Linked DNA regions of Homo sapiens: all the other regions are linked to region 1. A link is a contact called in ENCODE Hi-C or POLR2A ChIA-PET data. All regions are on one chromosome and are shown on one strand. The core of a region is the stretch at or near the end of the contact, and the rest is flanking DNA. Distances in the headings are between cores, read along the strand shown. Region 1 holds the start of PBX1 (PBX homeobox 1). Region 2 has its middle 260 kb from the start of PBX1. Region 3 has its middle 140 kb from the start of LMX1A-AS2.

The links. Hi-C counts contacts between places; a loop is a spot of excess contacts on that map. ChIA-PET counts read pairs that join two places held with the same protein, here RNA polymerase II (POLR2A). Pooled maps may share reads with other maps.
Region 2: a map of sigmoid colon shows a loop between it and region 1 (3-fold over the local background). The contact joins the enhancer-like site here to the promoter of PBX1 in region 1. A Hi-C loop is called at or near these places in 1 of 168 maps with a recorded cell type or tissue (sigmoid colon) and 2 of 50 pooled maps. POLR2A ChIA-PET finds 5 or more read pairs at or near these places in 2 of 52 experiments (PC-9 and WTC11).
Region 3: a loop to region 1 is called in a map of sigmoid colon, with 4 times the contacts of the local background. The contact joins the enhancer-like site here to the promoter of PBX1 in region 1. A Hi-C loop is called at or near these places in 5 of 168 maps with a recorded cell type or tissue (dorsolateral prefrontal cortex, posterior cingulate gyrus, sigmoid colon and 1 more) and 10 of 50 pooled maps.

What each region holds. Positions count from the first base shown.
Region 1 is chr1:164,557,145-164,561,034 of GRCh38, forward strand. It overlaps PBX1 (PBX homeobox 1), which reads left to right and starts at 2,040. Exons shown (of 9, transcript NM_002585.4): 1 at 2,040-2,869. The coding sequence starts at 2,679. RefSeq lists an enhancer at 1,622-2,121.
Region 2 is chr1:164,294,613-164,298,358 of GRCh38, forward strand. No RefSeq gene overlaps it. Among named protein-coding and RNA genes, the nearest start is that of PBX1, 260 kb to the right of the region's middle. Within about 2 kb of position 1,724, at least 2 of the 41 ENCODE cell types and tissues checked have a DNase peak (open chromatin) inside an H3K27ac peak, as active enhancers do.
Region 3 is chr1:165,062,142-165,066,324 of GRCh38, forward strand. No RefSeq gene overlaps it. Among named protein-coding and RNA genes, the nearest start is that of LMX1A-AS2, 140 kb to the right of the region's middle. Within about 2 kb of position 1,635, at least 3 of the 41 ENCODE cell types and tissues checked have a DNase peak (open chromatin) inside an H3K27ac peak, as active enhancers do.

The DNA of each region.
Region 1 (3,890 bases), core at 790-3,289:
ATGCTTTAAAATGTGGTAACTTCGTCTCTGTAAGGGATATGCTAACTCTCAATCACTGTGATTGATATGTGATTTGAGTATATAGTTTTGTGCTCAACTTTTGATTAGTGTTAATTTTTAAAAAAACAGTTTAAAAATCAGGATATGTATGTGAATAAAACAATTGTTATTAAGTAATATAACATCATAATTACAATTAATACTCTGTATTGCATGCCCTCATACCAATAAGTGCCAAGTAGCTTGCTAAAAACTGCTTTGAAATGCTTGCATCAGTGCTCCTTATCTTGCCAAACTTGTTTTGCGTAATGATTGGTGAGAAGAATAACATTTTATTTGAGGATCTCGAAGCACCTGGCAAGGCTGCTTTCCATTTTGCAGATTGGTTACACTGCGCTTGCAGATTGGTTACACTGCGCTTTGCATTTCCTTTGCTATACTGCCATCCAGGAAGAGGGCTGGCTACACAATAGAATATTTTATATTACAAAATATTCTGGACATTTCCTAAGTAATTGGCCTGCTATTTTATCTTATATTCATTGTGACTGTGTACACAGTCAGATTTTTCCCTCTCACTTTGCCCAATGAAAAGATTGGAAGCAAATTTGTGTCTGTCTGGAGCTATGATACTGGACCTTAGTTATGACTTTTGTTGGCTTTTTTCTTGATCCCATTGTATTTATTTTTTATTTTTTCCTACCCATTTTCAATTGGAGTTGTCTTGTTGGAATATGTACCCTTTTAAGCACCTCAAGTTTCCTTTCAAACTGGACAGGCAATAGACACATAACTAATTTTTAACACTATTCACACATTTCTGTTAGACTGAAGCAGATTGTGCAGTGGAAATACTAGGCCTTTGGAGGGAGTCACACTTGGGTTTAAATTCCAGCTTTGACACTTAATAACTGTGGACCTTGGACAAATTATTTAACCTTTCTGAGTTCCCTCTCTGTAAAATGGAAATAATAATCCATAACTCACAAAGATGTCTTGGGGATTAAATAAAATAACTCATGCAAATTACTTGGTGCATAGTAGGCATTCAATAAATGTCAGTTCACTTCTCTTCCCAGTTAATAATGCTTATTAGACTATATTAAAAACTAGAACTAGACTGTGATAATGCATTTCTTTATTAGGTATTTAAGCCAAATAACTAATTTCCCCCGGGGGAAGAGAGAGAAATGTTGAATTAGTTTCATTTGGTGAACTTATTTATTAATCTTTCTTTTTCTTGAGCATTTTTCAGTTTCATAGTCCATAATTTAGTTTTCATGCAGCAAAAATGACACAGTTTGGTATTCTTTTCACCTTTACTGTGCTAGAATTGTTTTTTTAAATGTATCTATTATTACATCTGCCACTTATTAGAGATCTTTATTAATTATATTAACAGCTCGATTGTGTTTCATAACTACGTCGTGCTGACAAACTTGTGCTCTCAGCAGTTTCCCTGAGGTCTAAGCATTTAAAAGAATCAAGTTTTAAATGACAATGCCACAGCAAAAGAAAAGCAGGGGTGGGCGGGAAGACGCACACCGTCTGTGTTCTTTCGTGTTAATTTTATATGTTTGCATTTAAGTGGAGCCACATTTTCCTCAAGGACGCAACCTAAGTAAGGCGAGCAGGGAAAGTGGAAACTAAGTGAGCTGGAACTACAGTACCATTGCACCTTTAAGGACTGGAGACTTGCTATTAGCTCGGCCTCCTTCCCGGCCCACCTCTGAACTCTGATTGACAGGGCGCCGGGCGAGGAGGAGCTGAAGGAGGCTGGAGAGGAGGCGCCGTGAGGAAAGTAGGGGAGGAGGGGGCCGGTCCTTTATCTGGTGGCCAATCAGGGAAGCGGGGAGGAGCTCCAGGCGCCCTCCTCCCTCCTCCTCTCCCCAGCCTCCCGGCTTCCCCGCCCCCTCCCCTTCCCTTTGCCCCCTCCCCTCTCCTCCTTCTCGTCCTCCTCCTCCTTCTTCTCCTCCTCCTCCTCCTCCTCTCAGGCTGTGGTTTTTCTGTATATGTTTCTGGAGTCCTGAGCCTGAGCTAAACAAAAGCAGGAGGCTGACGGGGCTGCTGGAGTTTGCAGAGACACGGAGGAGGAGAGAGCCTGTGCTTTGCCTGCCGCCGCGGCTGGGGGAGATCTGGCTTTTGCAACAGCCCACCCCCTTTGAGATCACTCTGGCCCGGAGTGGGGGTGGGGGGCAGCGGGGGGTGGGGGGGGAAAGTTTGCATTGCAATCCCCCTGCCTTCCTCTCCTTTCTCCCGATCAATGCATATTTGCAAAAGGATTAAGCCACAGATTTAAGCGCCGGGAGCCCATTTCTGCCTTGCAAAGGAGACCGGACTGAAAAACCTAAAGCCAGCTCTGATTTCTTTTCGCCAAGTGGGAAGGTGGTTTATTTTTCTTGCTTTTTGGAGTCAACACCCTTCCCCACCAGCCCTTATCCCCACCCTCACCCCGCAACCCCTTCACGCCCCCTCCCCCTCCCCCTCCTCATCCTCCCACCATCCTCTAAAGAGGCAAAGGGATTTTTTTTTTCTTTTGGTCTTCTTTTTTCCCCCTTCCCTGTTTATCCTGAAAAGGATTTGAAGACAAGCTTGAAGGATAAAAAGCCTTGGTGCTTCCCAGGAGCCGAGCCGAGGAGCAGAAGAGGAAGAGCCGGGGGCTGCCGTAGCCTTTGGAGATGGACGAGCAGCCCAGGCTGATGCATTCCCATGCTGGGGTCGGGATGGCCGGACACCCCGGCCTGTCCCAGCACTTGCAGGATGGGGCCGGAGGGACCGAGGGGGAGGGCGGGAGGAAGCAGGACATTGGAGACATTTTACAGCAAATTATGACCATCACAGACCAGAGTTTGGATGAGGCGCAGGCCAGGTGAGATGGAGGCTTTTCTTTTCCTTTCTTGGGGTTTTTTGTTTTTCTTCCTCTTGCAGGGGGAAACAATGGGAACCGAATCACCACAGCGCTTTTTTTGAAAAATGTTATTTCTTTTCTCATTTTGACAAGCAACTACATGGCGGAGGAGTAAAATTTGAAGGAGCGTTGTTATCGAAAGTGTAATCGCCCATGCCGAGATGTGGCTGTGTACATATTTGTGTGTGTGTGTGTGAATATAGGGGTATTCATTTATATCCACACAAACACACAGGCATGCCGAAAATACTGCCAACTGATCCAAAAGCGGCCCTCGGCACTTTTTACTGCTTTAAAAAAGTATCAGAGAAAGCAGAATTGTCAAGTTTTGAACAGCATTCCATGCCTTCTTGTTGAGGGGACTCTGTAACATTACGAAATAAAATGTCCCAAGAACACTTTATTTGCAAATTTAGTTGACTCCTTACCTAATTCAGCGAGTTTGATTTTCTTTCTTGACTCTCCCGTCCAAAATTAATTTTTATCTTTTCTCCTTTCTTCCCCCCCTACCCAAAATACAAAACAACAAAAAAGCAGGGTATTTCTTTGTCAGTACTTGTCAGCTATCCAGAAAATATTTTGCATTCACTTAATTTTGTTTTTTTAAAAAGTTGATGAAAAGGTGATTTTGTTTTTAGGCATATTTGTTAGTTTTAAGAGACTCAGATTTTTAGTTTAACTTTATTGTCTCCTAATTTCAGCCGGTTTACTAACCTTCCGTGACACAGACAGCTATGTAGGGTCCTTTAAAAAGGGGTGGGGGGACAAAAATCAAGCATGCTCTTTTCCCCCATGCTTCTTTCAGGACCACTTAGAAATGAAAGCATTTATGAATTTTATATATTTCAGTACTATAGGACATGAAGGTCTTCATTAAGGAAACATAATAAACTGTGTAGCCTCTCAAGTTAATCCACTGCCAGGTATATGGTTCTCTACTTCAGGATTTTACAGTAAATTCTCTTTTAAAGTAAAACATAGA
Region 2 (3,746 bases), core at 474-2,973, 260 kb before region 1:
AACTCTCCCTAGAGGAGAATCAGAACTTTTAACATTTGAGAAAGACCCTAAAATTGAAAAAGTATCCTCTTTATGTTAGATGATCATTTCAGAATACTCTTTAAATTTACATAGCACACATCTCAGTAGTAAATATTTTCTGAAAATTCTTATTTGATGTATTAAGCTATCTTTCAGTTATTACTTAATATTGTGACTATACATTGGAGATTCACATTTTCTTTTGGTAAATTGTATTCTTAGACACAAAATAAGCATGTGTTTATATATTGTGTCCAATAATATTTATCTTATATAAAATATAGTTCTTAATGTTTCATAAAATGGCTTCCTGAAACAATGTCTACTTTCTCTTATACTTTTAATACCTATGAATCACCTATTATAATTAATTACAAACTAATCATTTTCACTTTTTTATAATCATGTGAGGTTGGAAGCAAGTAATTTATCCAATGTTTCAAGAAATAGGTCACAGCAATTTGTATAAAGTCATAAATTTTTGTTATATTTTGAAACCAAAAAAATGCATATTTGACTTATTCTCTAATGTACCACAGCAAACGAAAACCTGGTTTTTGATTAAGTATTCACGACAATGTCATCTTTTCTCTATGTTGATTGACTTACGAGATGAAGGATCATGGCCTGGAATATTATCAATACCCAGAACACAGGCTAATGCTCAAAAAATACTTGCTGAATATTCTAAATGGAAAACTGTTTTCTAAATTAATAAATCGATGATTTCATGGAAGTATCTTTCCCTAGAAACTTACCTAAATGGCAATCATAGAAATTCTTTTCCATATTCTGCAGAAAACAGCAGATGATCTCTCATGGCATAGTGAAGATGATGCACTTCCTCTTCAAATCCTAATAAGTTAATTTCCTATAGCAAGTGTTTGGCTGTTGCTTCAAATAAAACTCATCCTCAAGGTTCACATATTATTTGTACTGCACCCTCTTCTGGTACCTGGAATCTCCTAACCAGGTATTGAAATCTTTTTACATGCAACTGTATTTAATAGCTCTAATAGTCACATAAGTGCTTGCTTAAGAAGGTCAGAGGGACCTTGAGGCTCGTACCCAGTAAGGTAACAAAAGACCTATAAGATGGTTAGTGAAAAATCGAATGAAATAGAGAAATCTTAGTGTCTGATAGGCAGAGGTTCCGGCTCAGTGTTCTGTGTGAATTAATTCTTTTATCGGGAATGGTTTTTACGAGCATTTTCTTTCTATGCATACCAATTCCAGAGGAGCGGCTATATCAGACTGAAAGGCATCAGAGTTCAGCCAACTCAGAGCCATTTATTTATTGAAAAGTTTATCTCTGTATTAAATTCTTACTGAAGAGGGTTTCATTAGGCCCACAAGACCAGTATAAACAGGGAGCTGCTGAGTTATTAGGAAAACGAATCGGGAGCTAACTTCTCAGTCTGTTTTTTGTTCCCATTGCTCACACACCAAGGCTGCCAATGGCGCCAAGAGAGATGCTTGTATTCAACTTGGAATTTTTTTTTATTTCCTGCATTTGAGCAGGCCACAATTTATATCACTCAGGTCTCCTTAAATTAGTCCAAGAGGATTTCATTTTACAGGCCTGCTTGACTGGGATCCTTTTGGCACGATGGGTTCAGCTTTGTATACAACTGAGATTCATATTTTATGTGTGTGTAAAAACCCCAGCCATGAATCTAGCATCTCAAAGCTTCACCTTCATTCTTTACAGCTCAGTTCAGAGCCCGGCACATTGCCATAGGCTGAGTCTCAGGGCAGCTCCTGGCTGAGCTGAAAGGACAAAAGCTAAAAATAGATTAACGAACTCAGGGGCGTAAGAAGAGAAAACAGGACTCTTTCAGTTCTTCTTTACATCACACTTCCCGAATTAATATGATGCGGACCTAATGCCTCCCACTCACACGTTTAAATTGAAACAGCACTTTTGGCCAGGCATTGTTTTCTGCTTTTAAGTAAAAGAGGTCTTAGAATTGTCAGAGGTTTCTGAAATCCTGTCACTACCATGGACCTACTTGGCTAGGCTGCCAAGCTTCAACCTCCTGTTTTCGCTCCTTTTCACCAGATACTCTCTAGCTGCAGTTGCATCTCTGTTTTGTGGTCTTGCTTTTCTTCTAACTCCATTGGTCTACAAACTTAAAACGGCTGCCATAGCAGGGCTGATAAAGCAAAGTGCAAAAGAGAGCTGGGAAGTTTTGATTTGTTACTATTACTATAATTTTGTAGGATTTTCAGAAATCCTGCTCTATATCAATCCACAATGATATATCTTCGAGTATAATGTTGTTCAGTGCTGAATAGAAGCAGTGTCCATAAATGGCACTGTAAGAATGCATGTATGTTATAGATAATAGAGCAATGCCCAGAGGAGTGAACAGATCGATGAGAGTTCTGTTTCCGTTTCTATTGTTTGTCTCTAATCATTTGCTTATTTGAACTAAAGTTGATTGCCTTCCTTGGCATTATTAATGTCTGTAATGAACTATAAAGTCCATAGGTCTATGGAGTTGTTAATATTTTAACACAATAAAAGTTGTAATCCCAATATTACATCTTTCTTAAAATAACAAATCTTGTCTTTAGAACCACGATTCATGAATTTCCTAATGAGTTCTTTCTCTATTATAAAATATTGCCTTCTACTTAATTTTCATCAACTTGTAAATTTGTTAAAGTTTTATGTAATTGTGATAGATAGAAACTGTGACCTCTGGGGCTTAACACCTAGATGACAGGTTGATAGGTACAGCAAACCACGATGGCACCTGTATACCTATGCAACAAACTTGCACATTCTGCACATGTATCCCAGAACTTAAAGTAAAAATCTAAAATAATAATAATAATGGAAAACGACTGGGTATCCAGCACCTATCTAATGCCAGAGAATTCTATGAATAAAAACAATGCACCCTCTCCATCCCCAAGAAGCTGACAATCTAGATACATAAACTATATGCATAGAAATAATGAGAATATCAAGCAATATATGACTAATTGGCAAAATAACTAGGATGGGCAGAATGTATTGTGAGATTATGAAGAAGGAAAAGATCAAAATGTATTTCAATCATCTAGAAAGACATCATAAAGTAGATAGGATTTGACTTGGGCATTAAAGGAAAGATAGAATTAGTGTAAAGCAAAAAAGAGAGGGAGAAAATATTTTTCCAGAAAAATGAAGAAAGGAGTGAAAGCGCCCAGAAGGAATAAGGGCTCAAAAGCCAGAAAAGCATATTCTTGGAATGGTGTCCACAATGCTGGTCTCCAGTAAACAGAAAGTGTTTGTCTGTCACATGGTTGATATCTCTGTGAGCCACACGACAGAACATGTACAGGATCTGGAACATGTATCTACAGTTGAGACTGGAACAACTAAGTAATTGTTTTTTCATATCAAAGTGACTTATCTAAATATCAGTCCTCCTCCTTTCACTCCTTCCTTTATTCTGTTCTTTTTTTCCTCCCTTTTATTCTTTTTCTCTCCTTTTCATATCTTCTCTTTCCTTCCTTTATTTTATTATTTCCATCCAGGTAAAAATCCAAAGCTTGTATTAAAATGTGTGGGGATGAAACAAAGACCTAGTACAATAACATGTTAGTTTACATTTTAAAAATACCAGCTACTGTAACAAAGAACCCCACTCTTAGTAATTTAACACAATAAAGATTTGCTTCTTTCTACTGTTGCAGTGCAATGCAGATTGATGGAGGTGAGAGAGTTCACT
Region 3 (4,183 bases), core at 385-2,884, 500 kb after region 1:
ATTGCTTGAACCTGGGAGGCAGAGGTTGCAGTGAGCCTACATTGTGCCATTGCACTCCAGCCTGGGCAACAGAGAAAGACCCCATCTCAAAAACAAAAAACAAACAAACAAAAAAAGACAAAAGAATTAGGTGCACAGAGCCAGGGAGCTGGGGCCACAGAGAGGGTCTGGAACACTGCCCAGAAAAAGCCATCTGGGGAAGGGGTAGAGGCTCCTCAGCACAAGACCAAGAAATACAACCAAATCTGAGGAAAAGGGAGATCACGGGGAAAGGGGGGCTGGCAAAGGTATAAACCCATAGAGTAAAGTGTAAAGAAAAAAGAAGAGAAGCAGTGTTAGAGACCTGCTGGTCCACTGGCTTGCAGATTGGAGCCCTTAGTAGAAGAGTAAGCTTGATTGTTTTCAAGTGTAAATTACTCAAGCTGAGCTGCTGCTGCCTATCAGAGAACAGAGGACTGGCCACGACCCTGGGGAAGAACCACAGGACTTATGTCTCCCCACAGCCTTGGCTTGCCTTCTTCTCAGATTTGTATTCCTGGGTACAGGTTTACACTTCCACCCCCTCCCCAAAAGAAGACCGCCTCAGGCAGTCGTGTGCCTGCTGCTGGTCAAGATCCACCTCAAAGGCTCTTTAAGCAACCCAGTCCTCCAGGTCTTCCCAAGTCATCTATGTCTCTATGAAGTGTGAATTGATCCAGTAACTCGTAGGAGGCATGTAACTGTGGTTGGAAGACCAAACACCCTACCCTCAACGCATATCTCACCCCCACCCCTAGAAAGAGGTTCAGGAGGAGAAAGGCCTCAGTGCACACATCTAATTAAGCACTCACAGGCAGGTGTTAATTTCAAGATTTCAATATGATGTATCGTTTCAGGAAGCTGCCACTGAAGGTGATAGCCCTACCACTTAAGTTGATAGCTCTGTAAAGAGTCCATTTAGATTCTTTTTCTAGTTAGGCCTGTGGTAAAGGTAAGGGCAAGAGGGGTCTTAGACTAGAGGTAAAAAAAAGAACAAAAACACTGCATAATTATATGAAGTCCTGACTCCATTGTGGAGAGCTGGCCTTGCCAGTTGTAGTGGCTGGCAGTAGGAAAATGGCTCAAAGAAGTACAGAAACTTTTTTCAAAGGGTAGTCCTTAGGATTGCATCAGAATCGCTTGGAGTGTTTATTATAATTCACATTATAAGGCCCTGCCCAGCTTTCCAAAACCAAAATTCCTTGGATGAGGGCCCAAGAATTTAAATTTTAACAAGCTCCAGTAATGCTCCTAATACATGTTTCATTTAAAAACAACTGGTGTAAATTGTAGTATTTGAGTGATTAATGTTGGTCTTTGGGAAGTGTGTTTGTGTGTGTGTGTGTAAACTTGTTTGATCCAATAGTTCATCTGCGTTTGAAAGAATGAGAGGCAGATGGGTAACTCACAACTCAAAATGAATGGGATTTAGCTTGCCTATATCTGCCCTGAGCAATTCCGGAGGACAGGGAATGTCAAAATCTTTCCCTGCCAGTGGAGGGCATGTATGTGCAAACACAAACAGATGTGTACCTCTCTCTTTCTCTCTCTCACATGTGTGTGCACGCACACACGCAGTGTGCCTGGGTGGACTGTCCTGGCTGATGTCTTGAGCATGATTCCGTAATGGAAACTCAGACTTGCAAATAGGTCCAGCTGCCAGAAAGGATGTGAATCCCAGGCTGCTGTAAGATTGCCTGAATGTTGTCAGGGCCATTGGCATAGTGGACATTAGAGAAAGAGGTATCCTTATAGAGGAAAGCAGACTAAGCCAAGAAATAAGATTAAGAAATGCAGATGTCAGTGAATGCTCTCCCTGTGAATATTTTAACATCTGGGGTGCTTTTGTCACAGGCTAAGGGAAAAATCAAGATTTTTCTGTTTCTGTAAGAGACTCAACTCTTCAGTCGAGGATGGTGTACCTCAGGGCTTGGGGAGAGGTACTATGGAGAATGAAGGTGAGGAAGTTAGGGATGTGTGGCCACCCCAAATCCACTCCTCACTAACAAGCATCCTGGCAGAAAACACACATGTTATTATTGAGAGAGCTGTGTCCAAGAGTTCTGCAAAGCTGACAGTACCAAAGTGAAGGGCAGCCTGTAGCAGGGCTGATAGAGACGGGAGGAGACACAGCCAGACCAGTGTCAGGCAAGACAAAGACACCTCCTTCTCAACCATCACACACACAGTGAGCTGTGGTTCTCGAATTTTTACAACCATACCCACTGTATGAAATACATCTTGTATTGCACACCAATACATATATTAAAGTAAAAGTCTAATAAAATAACAGTAATCCTCACTCAGTGCAAACACACAAGATCAATATCTGATGTTTTGGAGATGACTTTTTACTAGGAAAAAAGTCTGGTTGCCAGGAAAGATGGGAATCCCAAGGCCAGAACTCCGCCTGATACCTGTTGTTCTTTACTGGTTGAATTCACTTCATTAAGATAAACGCTACTCGACTCACCTAATTAATTTCCTGAGTATACACAAACTCTATACTGGAGAAAAGAGACCTTCAAATGAAGAAGGAAAACTAGTTCATGGGTTCCATTTTACTCATATTATGTCCCTTGGGTAAACTGACTCATTTGATTAAATAATGAAAAGTTATTGACTGAAATCTGGACCAGGGGAGCTTATTCTTCCAGATGCGACACTGAGGCCCTTCCTTCCAAAATCTTCTCTAGTTTCCTCCAGCTGAATTGAATACATTCTTCTTCCTTGGACCTGGGGTTCTACCTTCTTAGTAACACTAATGTATGAATAGTTTTCAATTCGTAAAGTCTTTGTCTTTCTCACTAAATCATAAGCTCCTAGAACAGGTTTAGTGCCTTATTAATTTCTTCCTACCCAGAGTCTGGATGCTTAAGGTTGTTTGTTGACTGTTGAGTCTATTTGTGGGAAGGTTCGCTGGATTGAATTTGGTTGACTAGAACCAAAGTCTTATATGTCAAAGATGTGGGCTCATTACTGAAGGCACTCATGCTGGCTAGGAGGCAGAACAGTGATGCAGCCAGTGTCATGTGCCTAGACTGGAATCCCGTCCCTCCTTCTACTCACATTCATGTAACTTGGGCGGGTAACTTACTTGTGGAGTTTCAGAAGATACTGAGAGCAATTATCTCATAAGTTTATTGTGAGAATTAAATGCAATAATCCACAGGAAGTGTCTGGCACATAGTAAGTATTCAATAAATCTTAGGGATTATTGTTTTCACTTTCCTCTGTGGCCTCTTGTGAGAGTTAACAGCCACGATGAAAGTCAGCATGCAACAGGATATCACCACCCCAGGGTGCAAGAAAACTAGGCATGGACTTCACTTTATCAATTTGAAAGTAATTGATCTTTAGTATAGGACAATAACCTGCTGATCAACCACACTTATGGCAGCATTTTGGTGATTTCTGTCTTCAGGTTATTTGGAGATGGACTAAAACCGCACTGTCCAATACAGTCACCATTAGTCATACATAGCTATTGAGCACTTGAAATGTGGCTAGTCCAGGCAGTCACAGCGACTCACGCCTGTAATCCCAGCACTTTGGGAGGCCGAGGTGGGATGATCACGAGGTCAGGAGATCGAGACCTTCCTGGCTAACACGGCGAAACCCCATCTCTACTAAAAATACAAAAAATTAGCCAGGTGTGGTGGCAGGCGCCTGTAGTCCCAGCTATTAGGGAGGCTGAGGCAGGAGAATGGCATGAACCTGGGAGGCGGAGCTTGCAGTGAGCCAAGGTCGCGCCACTGCACTCCAGCCTGCGTGGCAGAGCGAGACTCCTTGTCAAAAAAAAAAAAAGGAAATGTGGTTAGTCCAAATTGAAACGTATTCAATGTGAGATACCCCAGAGTTTGGAGATGTAATTTTTAAAAAGAATGTAAAATTTCTTACTAATAATTTTATATTGATTACATATTGAAATAATTTACCTATAAAGGGTTAAATAAAATATTATTAAAGTCAATTTCATTAGTTACTTTTAACTTTTTAATGTAGCCATTTTACTGCATTATGTATGTGGCTTGCATTATATTCTGTAGGTCAGCAAGGGTGTCAGAGTTGGGCACATACTGTACCCTTCCATCATGTTTCAGGTGCATGGTTCTTAAAAAGCAATCATCCTCCAAAACCCCTCTATACAGTTCTCCTCCCACAG